Linked DNA regions of Mus musculus: region 1 is linked to region 2. Evidence: chromatin loops called from intact Hi-C (ENCODE). Cell type or tissue: heart. All regions are shown on one strand. Each heading gives the region's core, and the rest is flanking DNA. Links, peaks and the distances in the headings are about the cores only.

Region 1 (11,771 bases), core at 4,494-9,493, 49 kb before region 2:
TTAACAAGGATAGCCACCATATTTTTTGGGAAGCAGGCATGCGAGCTAAGTTAGAGCTGAGGGGATAAAAACATTTCTGTGTACAACAAGGTGCAAAGACTTCCTGCTTATAAAGTCATATTTGGGCAAGACAAGTGACTAGATGAAGTCCAAAAGTAACAAGAAGAGATTTGAAAGAAAAAGTAGAAAGTCCCATTTGGCTCGAAATACACAATTTGCATAGTTACAAAAGGTCTGACTTGGCAGCCACTCCTAAGGAAAAAGATCTGCATTTTGGTAGCTCAAAAATGAGAGAACTGTGACACAGTAGCAAAGAAAAAGTCTGTGGAATCTTAAACCGTGTTGGCAAAGCATGGTGTTCAAGTGACAGAGTGACTGTCCCGCCACAGCCAGCAGCTCAACCTTTTATTTAAACAGATTTTGAAGATAGACATAAACTAGGCACCTGCCTGTAATCTCAACATTTGAGATGCTAAGGTAGGAGAGTTATGTGTGTAAGGCCAGCCTGTGCTATATAGTTAGTCCAGGCTAGCTTTGGATAGAGAGTGAGACCCAGCCCTCTCCACGTGCCCCCCCCCATTTCAGACTGAATAGACTGAAAGCACTTGCTAGCCTAACATGAGGACATGCTTGAATTCAAATCCCCAGGTCACACATGACTGCAACCCCAGTGGGCAGAGACAAGATGGTCACTGTAGCCTAGCTGCAGGCTCAGTAAGATTCTCTGTCTCAAAGGACTAAGGCCAATAGTGGTAGAGCATGAGCCCGGATGTCCTTCTCTGGCCTCTGTTTGTGCGTGTGCTGACACATGTACACCAAAGTCTCTACTCCCACCCACATACAGGGGGGCGGTGGGAGCATGAATCTCGAGAAAGATAAATAGGTCACAGAAGAATCTGGAAACTATGTCACCAGACATGTGGTCAAAGAACTGGTTGTGCTTGGCTGAAAGAGAAAAGACTGGGCAGAAATGAGCTGTGGCTGCACAAAGGATCGTGTGATGAAAGCGATGGATTTATAGTTATCCCGGGGGCAAGCTGAGAACTGGACTTGGGCTTAATGAAAAGCAGTCATTTAAAGAATCAAACCTGCCTGATGACACAGTACTCCTACACCCAGGAGCAGCCTCTGCTGAGTACATCCCAGCAAGTTTAGAATGGCTTTGTAAGGAATTCCATGGTGTAGGGTTTGTGGGGCCACTGGGGAGGTAGAACAGCAGAGGTGGGGACTGGGTCAGATGGTCTGCCAAGTAGAATGTCCAACAGTGTCACTTTCTGTCCCTTCCACTGTTTGTCCCCAGTCTCTCCCACTTCTCTGTTATTTGAACGTTTTCTCCCTTTAAGGATTTTTGTTTGTTTGTTTGTTTAAGATGGGGTCTCTCTATGTAATCCTAGCTGTCCTGGAACTCACTACATAGTCCAGGCTGGCCTCAAACTCAGAGATCTGCCTTCTTAGTTTGGGGATTAAAGGTAGGAGAAAGAGAAAGAGAAAGACTATTCTGATGACATGCCCCAATAAACATGCCTGGCCTTTTTTATTTGTAAAGGAATAATCACCTTTTGTTCTCACTCATAATAGACTGTTGGCCCTTTTCACCTGTTCAGCATCTTGGTCTTTAGAACTAGAGTCTTGGGCCAGTGAGATGCTCAGCAAGTAAAGGCACTTGGTACTAAGCCTAATGATCTGAATTCAAAAACAGACAGAAGAGAAGAGAACTGATTCTCCAAAGCTGTCTTTTGACTTCTATAAAAGTGCCATGGCATGCGTGTGCTATGTGTCTCTCCAGCACAGCTTCTTTCCACAGCCCTTTGGTTTCTCTGGCTGTAGATTAGTGCACAGGGTGACTGCAAGGCCCAGAGCCTGGCTTTCTGTGTCTGCCTTCTGAAGACTGACACATCTTCCAACACACTTTCACGAAACATTTCACTCCTAAATGCTTTGGCCCCTGAGTCCTCCTTTCACACCTCCCTGTCCTGTCTGAAGTGTGCTCATCTTTTTCTTCTTAGGATTTGGATCCCCGAAGTCATGTAAGTCATACTTACTAAGCGCCCCCCCCCCCCAAGAGCCCACATTCGCAGCTCCTGCCATTTGGACTTAGAATCTCAGAGGGACAGGACCCTAAGTGATGGAGTTGTCCTAAACCACGAATCCTTGGGAAGAATTCAGATGGCGGCTGCTTCTCTGAACCCTGAGTTCACATCGTGGAGAAGACCATCATCTCCATGGGATGGGTGCATTCTGTCACTGGAACGAGATGCTGGAGACATAAAAGATTGTTTGATTCTGGTTTTCATGGTTCTGGTCCATGATAGGGTTAGCTTCATTGCTTTGAACCTGCGATGAGATAACATGTTTTAGGGGGGACAAATCATTTCCCTTATAGCCAGGGACCAAGAATGAAGCAGAGACTGAGACCCTATTGCCCCTTCAAAGGCATACCCTCACATGACCCAAAGACTCTGAAAGGTTCCCTCTTAGAGGCTCTATCACGTTCTGGCAGCACCCAGAATGGGCAATCCTTTAACGTGAGTCTTCCGGGAGCACCAAGCTTCTAACTCCTTCAGCTCTGTTCCTAGCCACACATGCTCACTGTAGCATCTTCTGAGACATCTTATTTAGAATAGAAGAAAGAAAGACAGGACAAAATCCACATGGAGCAAATAGGGCAGGTGGGTCTCTGTACTGCTCTATTCCGCAGACCCCACTCAGCAGCCTGTATCCCGAGGCACATGATAACTATCAGTGTTGTATGTCCCAACCCAAAGCAAGTCTGTCCATACCCAAGAACACGAATATGAGTCCTCCCCATCCTGTTCTTCTTACATAGGGCTGACCTTCGCTCTTCTCCTTCTACTGAGGAATAGCCCCTGGAAGCTGGGTATTGCTGTATATGCCTACAGTCCCCGTATTTAGGAGTCAAAAGCAAAGGGACCAGAAGTAAAGGTCATTCGTGACTACATAGTGAGTTTGAGGTCACTCTGGGTTGCATCAGATACTATCTTTAAAAAAAGGAACAATAATAATCTGGAAAAAAAGTATTATTTTTAATGGTTACACTATGTTCAACAGTATAGTGAGAAATCTACTACTTCAAAAATCTTTTGGCTAGGGCTGGAATGGCTCAGTAGTTAAGAGCACTGGATGCTCTTCTGAAGGTCCTGAGTTCAAATTCCAGCAACCACATGGTGGCTCACAACCATCTGTCACATCTGATCAGATGCCTCTTCTGGTCTGTCTGAAGAGAGCAGCAGAGTTCTCACATACTTTAAGTAAATAAATAAATCTTAAAAAATCTTTTATCTGGCACCATTGCCATGGAACCTGGACCGTGCCACTGGGCACCTGATATCACCCATTGTGCACCTGTGGTCCCTTTTGGTTCCTGGTCCAAAATGGCAACCTCCAAGGACCACCAGTATCTAAATGAAGGACATGGCAGCTGAGCTTGCCCTTGCTGATGTCATGGAAGCAAGCTACAGGGGAAGATGATGGATCTCCAGCACGGCAGCCTTTTCCTTAGAGCACCAAAAAGTTTCCCTGGCAAAGGCTATGGCATGACTGCCAACCCCAAGCTGGCCATTTCCACAGCCGGCCATCAGCAAGAGGGAGAGAGCAGGGCTCCATTTGGCCCAGTGAAATGTGAAAATCTTCAAGTTCTTCACTCCCAGCATTGGGAAGTACAGTGCAAACTGCAAGCTGCTTCTTGCTTCAAACCCAGATATCTTGACCTATGTGCCTTGGAAAATAAGTGGTTTTCCCCAAACAGAGTTATCAGGGGTGGTTGCAATCTGGATTCAGCTGGGTTCTGTTGCCTGATTGGAGAAAGGCTGGGAGTTCACCTGCTGAGCTGTCATGGATGTGTCCTGGGGGAGTGTGGGGACTCCAGTGTGAGCCTGTGTGGAGTCTCCCTGAGGAATCCGAACCCAGAACTGGTTACTGATGCAGACAAGGAGCAGTGGAAGGAGGTCCATATGCAGGTGGCTGACAGTGCCTATGAGGTGATCAAACTGAAAGGTTATATGTCTTGGGCCATTGGCCTCTCTGTGGCTGACTTGGCCAAGAGCAAAACATACTCTTAAGTGCATACATCCCATTTTCACCACAATTAAGGGTTTCTAGGGAATAAAGGAAGAAGTCTTCCTTAGTGTCCCCCGTGTCCTTGGACAAAATGGAACCTCAGATGTTGTGAAGGTGACTCTGACTCCTGAAGAGGAGCCCCTCCTGAAGAGGCATGCAGTTACACTCTAGAGAATCCAAAAAGAGCTGTTGCCCATATTAGCACTGACCTCACTATGTAGCTCAGGCTAGTCTCAAATTTGTAGCAACGATCCTGCCTAAGTCTTCCAAGAATTAAGATTACAAGCATGTACCATCAAGCCTGGCTTCCTTCTTACTACTTTTATGAATTAGAAAGGAAAACTGAATAGTAAGTGAGAAATACACATGTTTAATAAACACATTAAAAGTTCAACCTCAGTCATGTGTTGTAGTATACACCTATAATCCCAGACCTCTGGAGACTAAGGCAGGAGAATAGCAAATATCCTGACCTACATGAGTTTACAAACAAACAAAACAAAAGAGTTTAAGGCAGGTGCGGTGCTGTGGCAGCTATGTAACAATGTAACTATGTAACTTGAGGCTCTGCACTAGTCATTAAAATAGAGCTCTTCTTTTGTTCTTTTTCCTCTTTTCCAATACTTGCCAACACTCTGGACTTTGTAAACTTTTTCTTTTTTTTCCTGAAGCTTCTTTGTTTGTTTTGCAATTGGTTCTTACTACGCAGTCCTACCTAGCCTAAGTTACTATGTAGATCAGGCTAGAATCTGCCTGCCTCTGCTTCCAAAATGCTGGGCACCATGTCTGGCCCGGCTATCTCCCTTTTTTTCCATTCCAATTGCATGCAGAATCCCCCAAGCCTAACTCAAAAAAGGGAAACCCCCTCTCTCTTCCTCTTCTTCTCTCTCTCCTCTCAATCTTCCCCTTCCAGGCAACTCCGAGATTAACAATTTACCTTTCCCTAATTATAATAAAATTGTTCTTGAGATTGTTTACTTAGATTTCATCTTTTATTCCAGAAAATTAGCAGTTCTGAGAAACTGTTACTGTTATGCTGTGTTGATAACAGGTGCAAACTAGATCAATACCTCCAGCAAGCAAGTTCTTAAGAGACTAAGGTTTTTAAATCTTTATCCATTAATGGCACTTCTAGAAATCCATCCTATGGGTGTAACCATCAAAATAGACAAAGATTAATGCACACAGATAAATACTATTATAGCTGGGGAAATTGAAAGAGCCTATTTGGAAAGCTATTTGAAAGCTATTGTCTTCTAAGTAAGACGTGTATTCCTTCCTACCAGGAAGGCCACAGAAAAACAGATTCAAACTATCAGTAAAAAGGAAAATGTGTACATTATACTAAAGGCAGGATACCAAACTCCTCATGCAGAGAGATTACAGCTCCAAAGATACATGAAGACAATAGGAATATGTCAAAGCTGGAGGTGCTTGTGTTTAGGGATTACATATATTATCTCCTATTTTTTTATTCTTCTGTTCTTTCTCCAAGTTTATACTGTTCCTGTATTGTGTAGTCTAAGAAAAATCCTGCAATCAAACCAACAGCCAAACAGAAATGCAGGCCCTGGGGCTAGCTTGGGTGGTAAAAGCTTGCTGTGTAAGCAGGAGATAAATTTGGACTCCAGTACTTCTGTTTAAATGAATCTGGGTATATGGCCTTGTGAGCTACTAATTCCAGCACTGGGGAGTCAGAGACTAGAGGGCCCCTGGGGCTGAGTTTGGAGAGAGATCTTTCTTGCCTCAGTAAGAAACAAACATGAGCTGGAAGGTGGGAAAGATGGCTCCATGGGAAAGAGTGTGTTCCGCTTCTGCAAAAGACAAGAGTCTCAGTCCCAGGATCCACACGGAACCAGTCTCCTGGCTCCAGGGGATCCCTCAGCCTTCGTGGACACCTACAGTAACGTGTACACACACACACACACACACACACTTTGGCATGGGGTGCAGGGAGCAGTGTCATTTTCCTTCCTCTGCCTCACCTGATGGTCTGTCTTTGAAGAGGTGCCTGGTACAGAAGCAAATTACAGAAAACCCTAGAAAAGTAGGGTTCTCAGTCTAGGCTGTCCACTGTAAGGTTTGGGGAGCTTTTAAACGCCCTGCTTGCCATCTTCATTCCCTGGCCCCATATCTGAGTCTCAGCATTTACTCAGTCTAAGCCAGTGGTTCTCCCAACCTTCCTGACACTGTGACTCTTTAATACAGTTCCACTTGTTGTGGTGACCCCAAGTATAATGTTATTTTCCTTTTTATCTCGTAGCTGTAATTTTGCTACTATTATAAATCATAATGTAAAATCTATGTTTTCTGATGGTTCTAGGCAAACCTTGTCCAAAGGGGTCAGGACTCACAGGTTGAGAACCACTGGTCTAAGGTGAGCCCTGCCTTCAGCTTGTTCTAAAACGTCCTGTATGATTCTGATTGTTTCCCTGAGTCCCACTGCTTTCAGACCCCAGTTCTATGAGCCAGCACTTTCCTGTCTTATTTCTAGGCAGGAAGTCACCCCAGAGCTAGCCAGAATCTCCAGAGGCTGTCTTAGATCCGTCTTGGCAGCAGCTACAGCCTGTGTTGTTTTTCAAAGGTGTTTACTGTCACACTGACAACTGTCTGCATTGAGGATTGCCTTTATGTGAGGCACCAATATAAGTGAACAATTCTCACAAGCTTGGGAGACCCAACCCCCCCCCCCCCCATGCCCAACAAACTGTGATCCTACAGTAAAATAGCTTAATTGAAGCAATTTTCTTGCTTTGGAAATGAAATACTCAACTTGTGTTCAGAGAGGACACATAGAAACAGGGAAATCTCCACCATTATCAGGATTATACAGAGTCTGGTAGTATATAACACATAGCTCCATTTTTATGCCAGAACAACAAATATGCCAAGGGCAGTAAACCTGAACCAACATTACAAATGTATCCAGTGAGCCCTTCACTAAGAACCAGGTACCTGTTCCTAAAGTTTCATTGGGATATTCTCTTTATTGAGTTGCATTTATTTATTTACGTGTGTGTGTGTGTGTGTGTGTGTGTGTGTGTGTGTGTGTGTGTGTAGGTCAAAGGACAACCTTTGGGACTGAACTCAGGTGCCCAGACCTGGCAGCGATCTCCTTTAGCAGCTGAATCACCTTGATAGCCTTCATGTGTTTTCTCAATTTGACAACCTGGATGGGTGCATGTATTATCATCCTCATTTTACTGCCAAGTGAATCAAATCACTAAGATATTTGCTAGCTGAAAAATGACAGCTAGACAATCCTATATTCCCCTTTGTTATTTAAAACAGACTTATTTCATGGTTTTTGGTTACATGTATGTGTCGGTGTGTAGGTGTGTGAATGTGAATGCAGGTGCCTGAGGAGATCGGAGGAGCTGGAGTTCCAGGAAGCCGTGAGCTGTCTGATGTGGTTGCTGAGAGTTGTGTGGTGTTGTTGTGAAGAGTCACCGTGTCCGGGCTTACAGTTTCAGAGGTTTAGTACACTATCATCATGGCGGGAAGTGTGGCAGCATGCAGGCAGACATGCAGCTGGAGAAGGAGCTGAGAGTTCTACATCTCGATCCTTGGACAGCAGAAGGAGACTGTGTACCACACTGGACCTAGCCTGAACACATATAAGACCCCAAAGCCCGCCCCCACAGTGACACACTTCCTCCAACAAGGCCACACCTCCTAATAGTGCCACTCCCTATGAACCAAGAATTCAAACAGGAGACTATGGAGGCCATTCCTATTCAAATCACCACCGAGGTTTTGTTTTGATGCACAGAGACAGCCAGTGGGGGTAGAACAATCATAATGATGCGAAACTAAATATTCTGAGGCTTAAAAGCTGTGGGGTAGAGATAGAGGTCACACACCCAGATTCCTTCAGTAGTGGGACTAGCAATCTAAAGAGAGGAGAGTGTGGGGACCGACAATGGGGCGTGGCAACAGCCCAGAGCTTTGCAAAGCTGCAGCAGAACACTATACAGGCTAGTTACAGAGCAGGTTGAAGTGGTCCTGTGAGCTGCTTATCTGCTTGATGGAAAGTGAATGAGGCAGCCGGCTGGGGGCAGACAGAGAACCTTTTGAAAGACACTGACAAGCCAGAAAGGAGAGGGCAGGGGAAGCTGAGGAACAAAACCAAACAGCTCCTAAGGTGAATCCTGCCGCTGAAATCCCGAGGTAACCTGGGGTTCCTGATGACATCGAGTCAGGAGGCTCTTCCTGCTGCGTGCTGAATTTGCTGGATTCCAGAAGGACCCGTGGAGCCTAGAGCCCCGTTTCAATCCGTGTTTATGGCTCCTTCCCTAATATTAGATGTAACTTGAGCTGTCCCTCAGAACCAAAAAAGCCTCAGGAAAACACTCTTAGAAGCGCAGACGTGGTAGTACACCCCTTCAGAATTACTATGCCCCTATTTATAGTTTTGATTTTCCCCTTTGTGCTAGGCTATCGACTGTCACTTTTGACTGCTATGGTATGCTGGTTTCTGCTGTCCACTCTTTGTAAAAGCTGCCCAGGGTCTTGGACACTAAGTCTGGAAGTTGATGGGAGCTCGATTTTTTTCGTTTTGTTTTGTTGTTTTTAAGTAAAGGTAAATAGGTAAAGTGGGAAGGCTGAATTTCCAGAGCATGTAAATTATCTCAATGCAGTTGTTATAAAAGTTAAATGAATGATAACAGATGTCTAGTGTCACGTGACAGTTAGCCTATAATATTTTGAAAATTCAGTCTGACAGCTCAGCCTCTAACCTTGTTTACTTTTTACTCTGGGCTCTAATCCAAGCCATGAATGACTTTTCCAAAGCATCCTTTGGTTCTGAGGAGTCAAATGCAGTGGAGCCAGCCCAAGTAATGGGGAGGAAATTCATGTTAAGAGATCAAACAACCTAAGGAGAGAAACTGCATGTGCTCAGACAGCTTGTCTGTCTTCTCCCCTTGCTTTCCTGATCTCTTGTTTCATTTCCCTCTTATAGATTATTCTATATCTCTGCAAAATGGTTTTTTTTTTTTGGGGCGTTGTTGTAGTTTATTTATGAGACAAGGTCTCATGCAGCCCAAGTTGGACTTAAAACTCTCCCTATAGTTAAGGGTGGCCTTGAACTTCTGATCCTCCTGACTCCAGCTCCTTGGTGATGGAATTGCAAGTGTGTACCAGTATACCTGGTTTATGCAGTGCTGGGGCTTCAACCCAAGGCTGCACACACATACTAACTAGGCAATAGTTTATCAACTGAGCTATACCCTTAGACTTGGGCTGTCACGTTTCTGAGTAGGTCAACTCTTCATACTATGCATAATCTTAGCCCAAATTCAACTCATGACCTTATATCTTCAATGTCAGCACTGCCCAATTCAGCCCTTGTGTATGAGACTATGTTTGCCCTGGTTTGGGTTGAGTGTCTGTCCCTGGTTAGATTAGTCAGTCAGGAAGCAGAGCAGGGAAAGGCTCTATTACTCAAGGAACCTGTCAGTCTGCAAGCAGGATGACCCAGAGAACTATTTGACAGGGATGAAGTGATGGACTGTTTGACCAGTGTGATTTCAAAACAGATGGTGACATGTCAGATATTTTGTACTTGGCCAGTAAAAGATACAATGCAGAAGAATTAATTAACTAATTAATTAATTAATTAATTAAAAGATACAATGCCTGGCATGTTCATGGCCACTTTGTAATAGTGAAACTAACTCAAGACAATAGCAGATACCATGCTTCAGAATCCTGGCGTAGCAAATATAACATCTGCTTTACCATCCACAGAGCTTCTCACTTCTTGGTTTCTTGCTTTGAAAGAAATATGCCAAACCAATCTCTATTGTTGAAGCCACTTCTATTTACATACATTAAATTATTTTGCTTCTATGCAAATGCACATAGACATATAGATTATGTAGTTTGATCCTATGAATCAAAAGCACAGATTAATAATTGGATCGGAGGTTTGTCCCGGAACTTCACCCAGGCCTCTGATTCCCAAGTCCTTTCTTAACAGTTTCCATGCTCAAGTCCATGCTCCTTGGCTCATTGGGTCTGAAACCTCCCTGCTTCTCAGCATCCTCTGGGTCCCTCCTCGGTTGGGTTCCCTCACTGCTGTGCTAGAGATGTGATGCCTACATCCTTTGCAGTGCAGTGATTGCAGCTCCAGGATTTCCCACGTCTGGGGTCTTTAGCATCACCTGCCTTCCATTTATTTGCTTTCCGTGTGTTCCAAGCTCTTTCCCAGCCTCATTCCTCCTCCTTTTCTGGGAACACCACTTAACTTCTACTCTGTTTCTTCCCTTTGGTTCAGTGTGAGAAGGATTCGTTCTCTCATGGTGAATCTCAATCTCTCTGCTTCTCCTGCAACCCATCTCTACAGTGTGTCTCTTCAACTGCTCTCTGTTTACCTCGATAGAAATGCTTTCTAATCTTGTAACCTCTTTGCATAGACATCAAATGTACCACAGACCTAAATGTAAAACACAAAACCACAAACCTTTTAGGGAAAAATCAGAGAGTCAGGCATCAGGCAATGGTTTGAGATGGAATGCAAAAGCATGAATCATAAGAGTAAGAGGGATCCATTAGATGTCAATGAAATTATTCAAAAGACACTAGAGAAAACAAAAAGTCAAGCCACAGACTGAGGAAAATGTTGATTAAAAAATATAATTCAGAACGTGTAAAGATTCTCACAATTGGGAGTTGGAGAGATGGCTCAGTGGTTAAGAACACTTGCTCTTTCAGAAGACCCAGGCTGGAGTCCCAGCACCAACATGATGGCTTGCAAATGTCTGTAGGCAACAGGTATGTATGCAATGCAAATGCATACATGAAGGCAAAGCACTCATAAACAAAAATTCAAAAATAATTTTTCCTAAAGACTCTCACAATCCAATAAGAACAAAACACCATCCTTAAAAAAGCTAAAGATTTGAGCAGACACTTTTGCACAGAGCAGGTATAAAGGGCAAGCAAACAGATGAAGAAACCCTCCTTTTACTTGGCAGAATGCACATGTAGCAGGTAATGCTCCAGTTACAGGTATCATGTCCCAGCCAAACTGTAAGTCAAAATTAATATTCTCAACCTGCCAGACACCATAGCTTATCCTGATTCATCTTAAGAATGCTCAAAACACTTGTGTGAGACTATGGTTGGTTAAAACTAACACAAGCTCATTTTATACAGAACAGCTCATGAATTTTTAAAAATAAATATCTTTTTAAAAAGATTTATGTTCTCTATACAGCACACTGTAGCTTTCTTCAGACACACCAGAAGAGGGCATCAGATCCCATTACAGATGGTTGTGAGCCACCATGTGGTTGCTGGGAATTGAACTCAGGACCTCTGGAAGAGCAGTCAGTGCTCTTAACCACTGAGCCATCTCTCCTGTCCCACAGCTCATGTAATTTATCAAACGTGTATACAGAAAAGAACAGCACAGTACAGTGTAGAACACTGACCATGATCTCACAGCTGAGGCTCCTGGATTGTGACCGACTCTCATACTATATTTGCTAGCCCAGAAGATCCAAATTAAAAACGCAGAGTTCAGTTTCTACTAAGTATCAATTACCTGTCACCTAAAGTCAAAAGCTAAACTTTAAAAAATGGTAATATTAAGTGAGAAATACAAAGCAAGGAACGTCATATATTAGTGAAGGCAGAGACAAACTGTTCAATATATATACATACACACACACACACACACACACATA
Region 2 (11,771 bases), core at 3,410-8,409:
GTTTGTTTGCTTGTTTGTTTGTTTGTTTGTTTGTTTGAGACAGGGTCTCACTATCTGGAACTTGATATGACTAGGATGGCCTTGAACTCACAATGATCTGCCTCTCAAGAGCTTGGATTAAAGTCAACACCTAGCCATAAGTGTTCTCCTTATGGTGCCAAGGCTAGCCTTGAACTTTGAGACAGGGAGTCTCCTGGCTTAGGAGGATGATTACTGAAAAATCAAATGCACAGATTCACAGGCACTAGAAGAGCCCACATTCAGTGACACCAGACAGAGGGACAGAGAAAGCATAAGGCTTGAGATCAAGAAGGTAGCTAACTGCTAAGTTAGCCGGCCTCTCCTGGCCGCAGCTTCCTGTTCTGTAAATAAACCACGTAGATTAGAGAAACCTTACGTTGTTGTTTGATGACTCTGATATTTGTTCTTTTTATGTTCCCTTGGCATCCTCCACTCCCCACACCCTGCTTGCCAGACTTGGATCTGGATGCCTTGCCTTTGTCCCAACATGGGCAAGCACTATAACAGGGGTGGACAAGCATCCTCTACAGAAATATCCTGCACTGAGATTGCCACTCCTTACCGTTTTCACAGAAATGGAAACTTGGTCTGTACCCAGGAGGCCAGCATCTCTTCACTGCTGGGAGCCCGATGTTTCCAGCAGCTTTCAGATTACTGAGACCTTAAAACTGAAACAAATGGGGGTCCATCAGCCTTGAAAGGGGCAATGTGCTCATAGCCTCAGCCTGACTGCCTCTGTTTTACAGCTTTATCTTCTTAGGAAAAACACAACAAAGGTTTGGGTTATAAATGGGAAAAGGGAGAATGTCTAAAACACTCCAGGCAAAATATGAGTTTCTCTTTCCACTCTTAGATTCTGTATGTGTAAAAAATGTGTTTCTATCTTACCTTTTTAATTCCAGCACCCAAACACGTTCTAGATTGGTAACCCACACAGACACAGAATCAGAGTCGGAATTCTAGGATATGTTCAGAGGGCGAGGCTGGGCCTCTGGTGGGGCTCTTTTTTTTTTTTAAAGGTTTTTTTTTTTCCATTTTTTATTAGGTATTTAGCTCATTTACATTTCCAATGCTATACCAAAAGTCCCCCATACCCACCCACCCCCACTCCCCTACCCACCCATCTGGTGGGGCTCTTAAAAAGAGTCAACTGCTGTCGTGGATTTATGTATTCATGGGTTAGCGCATTTGTCTTCCAGAGCTGATGACACGGTCAGCAGTTAAGAAGCTCGCTGCCAAGCTTGCTGTCCTGTCTAACTCCGGAGACCCACATGGTAGAAGAAGAGAAAGAAACTCTGCAAGTTGCACACACACACCATAAAATAAATAAATGTAATAACAAATTTTAAAAAGCCTTCCAGAGGCTTTTGTGAACAGAGAATGCAAGAAAGAAAAGAATTATAATATTCATTTTTTCTTATCCTCCTATTTTTTCTTTTTTTCTTTTCTCTTCAAACCTCAAAAATCCTCATTGCCTTCCCACTGTCTACAGAAGGAAGTCCAGATTCCTTGGAACACCACTGAGAACTGTTAACAGCCAGGCTTCACTGCCCCCAGGGTGTCTTGTGAAACTGAAATGTGGCTGTTTGCAGTTTGGCTCTCTCATTCCCCACAAACCTGTGTGACCAGGTGTCTAGGTGCCAGCTAGGAACTGTGGTAAGAGGGTTCAAGATCCTGGTTTACTCTGCTTTTCTACCACACTCGCTGGAATTTCCTTCCTGGAGCATGACGGAACTGGTGTAAAATCTACAGCCGGTTGTCACTTTGGAAACATAGGGACAGACTTCTGGCTCACGTGATCTCCAGGTCATTCCCTCCTCTTGGAAAAGCCTCATTGCTCAGAGAAGCTTTCTCCATTCTCCATGACTGCATCCTCTTGAGGCCTGCTCTCCCCTAAGTCAAAGCTGCCTCCCAGCCAGCCCACATGATATTTGCCCTGTTTATGTTATGTTTATGTCAATGGCCGAATCCTGTCTGCAATAGGCTGATGTCTGCTGGTGTTTCTTTCTCACAGGACTATAAAGTCAGAGCTTTCAGGATTTACTTCTGATTCGCAGCTTGACAGAGAGCTAGCTCCCCCGAGGGTGCTTCCCGTTCTGAGCTTTGTTTCTGCTGAGTAGGAATGGAGGTATGAGCTGTGCCTTAAGGCACAACCAGGAGAACCACTTGAACTGGGGAAGGCAGTTAGGGCATTTGCTTTGGGCCCTCCAGAACAGGTGCTTTCTACTCCTTTGCTGGGGTTACCAACACGAGATTCCAGTATGGTGCTGCTCTGACATTTCAGGTGTGCCCTTCTAACAATGGTAGTAACAGAAACTCCAACCGTCAGCATTGGCAGTGTCACTAGAACAAGGGTGTGACAGTCCTGCAACTGATGGAGTGTCATGTTCTTAATGAAATCTGACTCAGTCTGCGTTGGAAGACGTGCTGAACAGACCTTACTTAGTCCATTGTGACTGGTTCCAGTTGGGAGCTATTGGGTTTTTGGTAGTTAAAATAGGTGTCAGTCATAATGACAAATGTCAGTGAAGTGACTTTTGTACTGTATTCTGCTCCATAAAGACATTTATTACCAAGCAGGTACAAACAGGTATGTGACTTGCTTTGCAGGCTTGGCAAAAGTCCCAGATTTCTGACTTTTAAGGCCTTTGAAAGTCGCTGGCCTGCGAGTTTCACCAGCAGTACATGTGGCATGAGTAAACTTTCTGCTCACACCCTCCAGTAAGCAGCACACGACTAATGTAAAACAGGAACTGGGTACCATCGAAGACATGGCAAAAGACAGCTGGTCCATTTGATGTCTGGACCTGTTCGTGTGAGGTCAAGAGAGTTCATTCAAGATGCCAAGGTCTACCCTACCACCCCATCTCATGTAGCCCGGGCTGGCTTCAAGTGTGCTATATATGTTAGAAGATGTTCATCCTGATCTTCTGATCTTCCTGCCATCCCCTGACTGCCAGGGGATGTAGCATCATGCATGGCTTTTTACGATGCTAGGGATTAGATCGAATCCAAGGCTTCGTGCACACTACACCAACTCTCTACCAACTGAACCATATCCCCAGCTCTCTCACTGTTCATTTCTCTCTCCAAAGAGCAATTCTCTCCCAACTCTGTTTGTTCATAATCAATGCCTAGGGTGTCAGTGGTGAGTCCCCTGCAGGCCTTACAGTAGGCAGGGAACAAACCATCAGGGTGAGGTAAGAAGGAAACTCTGGCCAGTCTAATTTTATTGTAACCGGTGCTGACTTCTATCATCTGGCCTACATCATTTTACTTTAGCCATGTTTAATTATGCACAGCACAATTTTGGAAAAAAAAAAAGGTATTCAGATAACAATTAACTCAGTCCCAAGTGTACCACAATTTAAGACACGTTTACATAGAGATGCTTTACAAAGTACATCTGGCTTCCTTTCACAAGAATGGGTACTGTTGTCTCCGAGACAGTGCCCAAGGTCTTAGGGTCTAGGCAGCTGGTCTGAGGTAAACATAACACTTGTGGGTGTCAGGATTGACCTGGCTCTAAGATAACACAGACGTCACTTAGGCTGTCTTAAAGCATACGTGACATCACTCATAAGAATAGGTTTTATGGTCTAAAAGCAAAGCTCAAGGTTTAGGGAAAAGGGTCTGAGATAAGTTGATTCTGGGCAATAGAGGCAGAGTTTGTCTTACCAGACAGCAAAGGACCACAGGCTGATTCCACCACTCCTGGCCTTCCAGTCCACTGAAGAGGTAAGCTGTGTGTGTAACTTTCCTGGCTTCTCCAGTGTTTTTCTATGTGCACAAGGTCCCCCTCCCCACTCTGCAGGTGTCCTGAAACAAGGAAATGTGAGTTCTTAATTAGTTTTTCAAAAGTTAACAAATTCCGGTAGAGATGATATAGTGGCTCAGTTCAAATGTCGGTTAACTGCCCTCCAGAGTTTAGAATACAACTGATGTACACAGTCTATCCTGAACTGTTAGAGCAACTTAGAGACAAGATGACAGCTGGTTGTCTGGGAAATAAGACCTTAGGTGGTAGAGGTAGTGCCAGGGGAGTTTCACTTCGAGGATCTTTTTCTCCTCTCTGAGACGCCTGAACACACTGAGCACCACAGCATCCAAGGAACATCAGAAAGGGTCTCTGGTCTTAAGTCCACCCCAGTCAGGCCATACACACGCACACATGAGTGCACACAGACATGCACACACATGCTCACACTCAAAAGGCTCATTGGCAGATCTGTTGTGCTTATAACATCCACATCTTTTGGATCAAACTTGCACACACAGATCTTTACAGTCTTGGTCCTGGGTACCTTGCAGGCAAGCTGATGGAGAGCCTACATTTGAGTACTGTGTGGGCAAGGCGGGACCCTGGGTTTCCAGAAAGCAAATCTCTGGTGTTAAATGCTTCTAGGAGCCAAACCATGTCCTTTCTCTGCTCCACTCCTTCCCTAAGAACAACCAAACCTGATTCAGATATCTAATGAGTGTCTGTGTGCATAGGTGCATGTAGGTGTTTGTGTGTGTGTGTGTGCGTGCGCGCGCACCCATGTGTGTATACATGCATGAGCATGTTTGCATATCTGTATTCATGTTTGAGTATATGTATGTGTGAGTGTGAACGTGTGTGTGCACATGTGTATGCACTTATATATGCATGTGTGAGTATATGTGTGCATGTGTGTTCATGTGTAGATGTGAGTTTATGTGTGTGTGCATGAGTGTGCAGGTACACATGTGCATGTGTGCAAGTGTCCATGTGTGAGTGCTTGTATGAGTGGGTGTGCATGTGAGTGGCTGTGCATGTGTGTTTATATGTGTGTGTGAGTTTATGTGTGTGAGTATGTGCACATGTGCATGTGCCAGTGTGTGTGTGTGTGTGTGTGTTCATAGTCATCCATGGATGGCTTCTTCAGGTACAGTCCACCTTGTTTTGGTTTTGTTAATTTTCTCAGACAAGATCTCTCACTGGGTTCTGTAGTTCACGGATTGGGTCACGCTGACATGGAAGATCTAGGGCTCTTCCTGTTTCTGCCTCCCCATCACTGGGCTCGAAAGTGCTCTCCACCACATCTTGTTCTGTACACAGGTGCTGGAGATTGAACGTGGTCCTCATACTTACATGACAAATGCTTTTCTAACTCTGCTACCTCTCTAGTTCCACAAATATGATTTCTCTACAGAGCTCCGTAACAATCCTGAGGCCATGGCCAGTCACAAGATTCACACACAGTTTTAAACATTTATTTAAATGATACGAAAAGCTTGAAAAGTGTCCTCTGTCTCTCTTTTGCTTTCTGGTCTCCATAGGTGAACGGACCCCTCCACACCATCTTAGTCATTATGCACAGCCTCAGCAGATGTCCAAGGGCAGCAGAACAGAAGAACCAGAAAAGGGAACGTGTCTTCTCCACACAATCTGTAAATCACACGTCACCTAGGTTTGCCACAGTAGTAGTGGCAGAAGGATATCCTGTTGGTTTGTGTCCCATGTATCTGGATAGGTCAAATGGCCAAGGTCAGGATATCATATGCCTTGTACTCTCCTGGTGGGACTTGAGATTCTGTTCCTTTATCTTCTTCATTCTCTCCCATCCCTGTCTCAGACTTGCACCTGGCAAAAGGCAGACCTTAATAGCAAGAGATCTATCATCAAGGATGATAGTGAATTCAATATCACTAGAGGAATCCTTGTGGATAAAGAACAGCATAATTATACTAACAAACAGGACTCCTTTCCCTGGGTTTACAGAGGATTCAGAAAGGGCCACCTCCTTGTCTTCTGATTTCCTACTGTGGTTTTGTCCTGTGTTTTCCATCCCCATTACTCTCCAACTCTACCCCACCCCCATGCCTACCCCCACCCCACCCCCACACGAACCCCACCCCACTTCCACCACCATCATCTGGGAGAGCTGGCATTTGTGTTTATAATTTATGAATGGCTAAGGAAAGCCCCAGCATTCATCCTGAGGTTGTTACATAATGGCTGTTAGAACTCGGAAGGGGATACAGCAGGAAGGGCTTAGGAACTGCCAAGACAATACTTTTGAGTATCTATGCCTTTCTTTCTAAAATTAGACATTAGAGAAAACTTCCTTCTTCCTAAAATGCCATAATAGCAAATTATAATAACAAGAGATCTGCTTGGGGCAGAGGCAGGGCTGACGATGGCACAGTGGAGGCTGGCAAGCTGCAGCTTGCATCACAGAACTGTAAACTTCTCAGATTTTATTGTGAAAGTAATCCCACAGTGTGAAAAGTAATAGCATGCAGTATTTGTAATGAGGTGTGTGTATGTGTGTGTGTGTGTGTGTGTGTGTGTGTGTGTGTGTGTGTGTGTGTGTAAGACGACTAAGTCCAGGGTTAAGTTAAATAAAGGTTTTTGTCAGTTGCCTGAGTTATCCAGACTTAAATTCATTCTGTGAATATTTAGCTTTGAAAAAGTATTTTTCCTCCCTGGGCTGCAGAGATAACTCAGTGGCTAAGAAGCTTTGTTAGAGCATCTGAGGAGATGGCTCGGTGGTTAAGAGGGCTTGCTGCTCTTACAGAGGACCTGGGTTCAATTCCCAGTGCCCTCGTGGAACAGCTCACAACTGCCCGCAGCAACTCCACTTCCAGAGAACCCCATGCCTTCTGGCATCTTGGGGTACCTGCATGTACACAGTGCACATAAAGTCAGACAGGTATAGACCATCTAAGCATTCAGGTAACAAACCAGGCATCTGGGGCACATCTGTTGTTTTGTTTTATAAAAAAGAAAGAACCAAGGTATGTTGGGTAGAGTGAAATATGGTGAGGTGGAAGGGCTGCCTTTGCAGGCTCATGCTGAGGCATCCCTTACCCCTGAAGTAGCAGCCATACGATGGGTCTAGTAAAGGCAGAGTTATTTCAGGCATGGGAAGGGGATTTGTGGAGGTAGTAGAGACAGAGAAAGGCAGAAAGTGGTGGGGAGAGGTAGGTCAGGAACACATGAAGAGAGAGGGGGGAGAGGAATAGGGAGAGAGGGACAGAGAGGGTAAGAGAGTAAGAGGGTAAGAAAGAGATGGAGGAGTGGGCAAACAGCCCCTTTTATAGTGATTTATACCTGCTGTTGCCAGGTAACTGTGGGGCAGAGCCTAGAAAGAATGCTAACACCTGTAACCTAGCTCTGAGGAAGGCAGAGACAGGGAGATCTCTGGGGCTTAGGAGCTTCCAGCTTATCAACAACGAACCCCATGTTGAAGGAAGGGCCTGCCTCAAAGGAGTAAGTGGAGAGTGACAGAGAAGGACATCCAGTACTCTCTTCTAGTCTCCACATGCCCACATATCTATCACACACACACACACACACACACACACACAAATAGATAAATAAACAAATATCAACATTTCCCTATGTATATTTATTGGAGGATGTCACAAAAATAATTTTTATTTGTTTTTCCCTGTTTATACTCACATGAAGATATTATAAAACCATTTTAAACTTTTTATCTTACAAAAATAAAATTTAAGTTTCCCAGATGGAAATTGCCAGTTCGTGCCCTCTGAGAAAAGCCTCGATGTTCTGGGCCGTGCCTGTGAGGCTTCTCTGCATTCCCACCAGCTCCTGCCATCCTCCCTGGCCTATTCTTCACCGTTATGATAGGTGCTGAAGTGCCCCGATGGATATTCTTGGGTATGAGTCTACTTCTTGACAACCCTTTTAAAAAAGCATTGTAGGATTCAGCATAAAGGTAAATACAGACCTTCTCCCTGAATAGCTCCCCTTGCTGTTTTCCATTGTTGGTCAGTAAGATGGGGTCAGCAGCTACTTTGAGGGAACAACACCCAGCCCCTGAAGAAGCAGAGAGAGTGAGCCTCGAGTCAAACTTAGCACGTGACATGGATCTTAAAAATAAAAAAAATGCCCACATATGTGTGGATTTTTTTTACAAGGAATTTCTTCATGTCTAGCATTGGAACCCAAGAGTAACTCCTCCCGCCCCCGCTCTTTTGTTCTTAATGCTGGAGCTAAAATTCTGTACATCAGATCCTAACTCCTCCTGCCAAGGTGGATGGGGGAGGGGAGGGAGGCTAGGACAGGACCAGACAGGTTCCGAGTAGCCCAGCAGAGCAGTCAGAACTGGACTGTGGCTACTGCAAGCTCCAGGGAGAGAATGAGATTTCCTGAAACCTCAGAGGAACCCCTTGCTTCCTGAAGGAAAACAATAATGGCCTGAGACATAGCCCCTGGGAGGTGGCCTATGAATAAAATATTCTCTCTTAAGTACATAAAGTCCAGGAGCATACTTTGCCTGTTTTGAGAAGACTTTGGGTTCTTAATGCTACTGTGGAGCAGCTAGACTGCTGTGGAAGTGCTGGGCAGGCAGCCTTTGGCAACGGAGAGATGGTGGGTTAGCCGTTTCAGCTATTGCTTCCTGAGGGCTCGGGCAGGTTTCCTCAAGCCAGCATCCTCAGTGTCCTTGGACTGCTCACAGAACAAAGTGATGGTGTGTAGTTACAGTTCTCACAGGCTGTGTGGATCCCTTGAGACACTGCATGAGGGAAGTGTGGTAATGTGGATCCTCTTCCCGCACATTATTCCCCCAGAGCAAACCTAGTGAGAATATCTGCAGTCTAGATGAAATAAATGTGATTGACAAACCAGTACAGGTAGCATTAGTAATTTCCATGGTGGGACCTGGACTTCCCAGGTCAAACCTATAAGAGAGACGCGAGGCAAACGACTTCTATTTCTGAGCAGTAGCAGCAGGCTGATCAGAGTTCAGAACCCTCCTCCCATCTGCCCCAGCCTTGCCCCGTCAGGTGTCGGGCTGAGCTCAGTTGAGGATGTAGATCTGAGTTGCAGAGTCATTGAGGTGTCTATCCAGCCTGCTTGGTAGTCATGCTGAGTTACCAGAGCTGCCTGCTTAGCTTGCAAGTTCCCTTCCCTGAGGACTACAGAGAGAGCCAGGACACTGCAGGGGCTACACGGTAGGAGGTATGTTGGAGCCACCCACAGACCCTCAAGGGAATGAATTCACCTTGCCACACTTGGGCTGAAGTCTTACCCATTTCCCAAGTTCCATCTGAGAAGCGTGTTGGGTCGCTCAGTCACGTCTTGGACAGCTTTGATAGTTTCTCTTTACTGTCTCTACCAACTAACCATGAGACTCGAGTTCTCGGCTTGGGGCGGCTGACACCAGGACTCCGTCCTCCGTGTCAGAGCTGTCCAGATTTCCTCCTGGCTTCTCTTCCCTCTTCTTTCTGCTATGTCCTTGACTACAGTCTCAGCTCGGATCTAGTAAAATATTGGAAACGTTGTGCTTTATTTGTTCATATTTTGTCTCAAAACCATCTTATCTTTGGACAACCTGAATAATGATATGAGAATTACTCGGTTTATACACATAAACGTTGTCCTTGGAGTTAAAAGGGACGAAGGCAGAGGATAAACCCAGGAGTCTCTACTGTGCACACAGATGCACTGAGAAAGTAACCCCAAGGTCTTCGCCAACCCACTGGGAAAGCAGCGCACCAGTCCCAGGATTCAGAGCTGTATTCCCCGTGCCCTCTCTGCTGTCCTACTCTGCAAGCAGGTGCTCAGTAGGACAACTTTTAGTACCAGCTCAGTAGAGGAAGAAGAGCAAACCCAAGTGTCAGCAGTGTTCATCCCTGTGATAGCAAGCACACGTCACAGCCAGTTTATACGTACATGTTCATAACAAGGAATATTAAGATGTTGGCCTATCATTTTAACTGGTTCTGTTAATTAGTAGAGACATCCAAGCATTTAATACTTTAACAATGTTTCCTAAGTGGACTTCGTGGCTGAGGTGAAGCAGACAGTAAATAATATTCCATGTAACAGGAAATAGGCTGAGGACGTCTTCTAGAAAATTCACTGAACAATCCAGATTTGGGGGCTACACTTTCCAGAGAATAATTCCTGTGTTGTCTAAGCCTTATCATTCTACACACACGAGCACATGCACACACACACACACACACACACACACACACTCATACACACACATGCATGTGCACACACATGCACACCTGTTCTCAACAATCCCACTATAAGAGTAATATCTGGAAGTCCCTTCTGGTTGGCGCCAGCTCCGTGTCACCTAGAGCACTAACTCGGTGGATGGTCCCACAGTTCACAGAGGACTCTTCACATGATCTTAGGATCACTGGTGAGTGGAACACAACATCGGTTCCAATCCAATCAGGACAGGCCTGTGCCAGCAGCAGGGAAGCAGAACACCCGCCTGACCAGGGGCTCAAGTCCCTTCCGGTCGGTGCCAGCTCCGGATCACCTTGGGCACAAACTTAACGGACTGTGCACCTCACACAATTATCATGGGAGACATCAACACCCCACTCTCATCAATGGACAGATCCTGGAAACAGAAACTAAACAGAGATACAGTGAAACTAACAGAAGTTATGAAACAAATGGATTTAACAGATATCTACAGAACATTTTATTCTAAAACAAAAGGATATGCCTTCTTCTCAGCACCTCATGGTACCTTCTCCAAAATTGACCATATAATTGGTCACAAAACAGGCCTCAACAGATACAAAAAAATATTGAAATTATTCCATGCATTCTATCAGATCACCATGAACTAAGGCTTATCTTCAATAACAACATAAATAATAGAAAGCCAACATTCACGTGGAAGCTGAACAACACTGTACTCAATGATAACTTGGCCAAGGAAGAAACAAAAAAAGAAATTAAAGACTTTTTAGAGTTTAATGAAAATGAAGCCAAAACATATTTAGACTTATGGGACACAATGAAAGCAGTCCTAAGAGGAAAATTCATAGCACTGAGTGCCTCCAAAAAGAAACTAGAGAGAGCACACACTAGCAGCTTGACAGCACATCTAAAAGCACTAGAACAAAAGGAAGCAAATTCACCCAAGAGGAGTAGATGGCAGGAAATAATCAAACTCAGGGGTGAAATCAACCAAGTGGAAACAAGAAGAACTATTCAGAGAATCACCAAAACCAGGAGCTGGTTCTTTGAGAAAATCAACAAGATAGATAAACCCTTAGCCAGACTAACTAGAGGGCACGGGGACAGTATCCTAATTAGCAAAATCAGAAATGAAAAGGGAGACATAACAACAGAATCTGAGGAAATCCAAAACACATCATCAGATCCTACTACAAAAGGCTATACTCAACAAAACTGGAAAACCTGGATGAAATGGAAAAATTTCTAGACAGATACCAGGTACCAAAGTTAAATCAGGATCATATTAATGATCTAAATATTAATTTCCCATTTCCCCTAAAGAAATAGAAGCATTCATTAATATTCTCCCAATCAAGAAAAGCCCAGGACCAGATGGGTTTAGTGCAGAGTTCTATCAGACCTTCAAAGAAGACCTAATTCAAACTCTCCTCAAACTATTCCACAAAATAAAAACAGAAGGTACTCTACCCTTCAGTCTATGAAGCCACAATTATTCTGATACCTAAACCACATAAAGACCCAACAAAGAAAGAGAACTTCAGACCAATTTCCCTTATGAATATCGATGCAAAAATACTCAATGAAATTCTCGCTAACCGAGAACACATCAAAACAATCATCCATCCTGACCAAGTAGGCTTCATCCCAGGGATGCAGGGATGGTTTCATATACAGAAATCCATCAATGTAATCCATTATATAAACAAACTCAAAGACAAAAAACACATGATCATCTCGTTAGATGCTGAGAAAGCATTTGACAGAATCCAACACCCATTCAAGATAAAAGTCTTGGAAA

Evidence for each region. A loop is a pair of places that touch in the nucleus more often than their neighbours do. Peaks named below come from ENCODE experiments on the same cell type or tissue, not always from the same donor. Only the 100,000 strongest peaks of a DNase experiment are listed, where the experiment ranks them.
Region 1: a loop joins it to region 2, with 2.2 times the contacts of the local background. A loop is called at or near these places in 4 of 42 quality-filtered maps.

What each region holds. Positions count from the first base shown.
Region 1 is chr15:36,296,210-36,307,980 of GRCm38, forward strand. It overlaps the pseudogene Gm9501. Among named protein-coding and RNA genes, the nearest start is that of Gm41294, 17 kb to the right of the region's middle. In heart, for the core only: no CTCF peak of the experiment used is centred there; a DNase peak (open chromatin) is centred at 6,592; H3K4me3 peaks cover 1,080 bases; H3K27ac peaks cover 1,606 bases.
Region 2 is chr15:36,345,878-36,357,648 of GRCm38, forward strand. Gm33936 (a long non-coding RNA gene) reads right to left here. Exons shown (of 8, transcript XR_383927.2): 2 at 9,048-9,277; 3 at 8,287-8,531; 4 at 7,743-7,831; 5 at 3,700-3,840; 6 at 584-689. Among named protein-coding and RNA genes, the nearest start is that of Gm33936, 17 kb to the right of the region's middle. In heart, for the core only: no CTCF peak of the experiment used is centred there; a DNase peak (open chromatin) is centred at 5,984.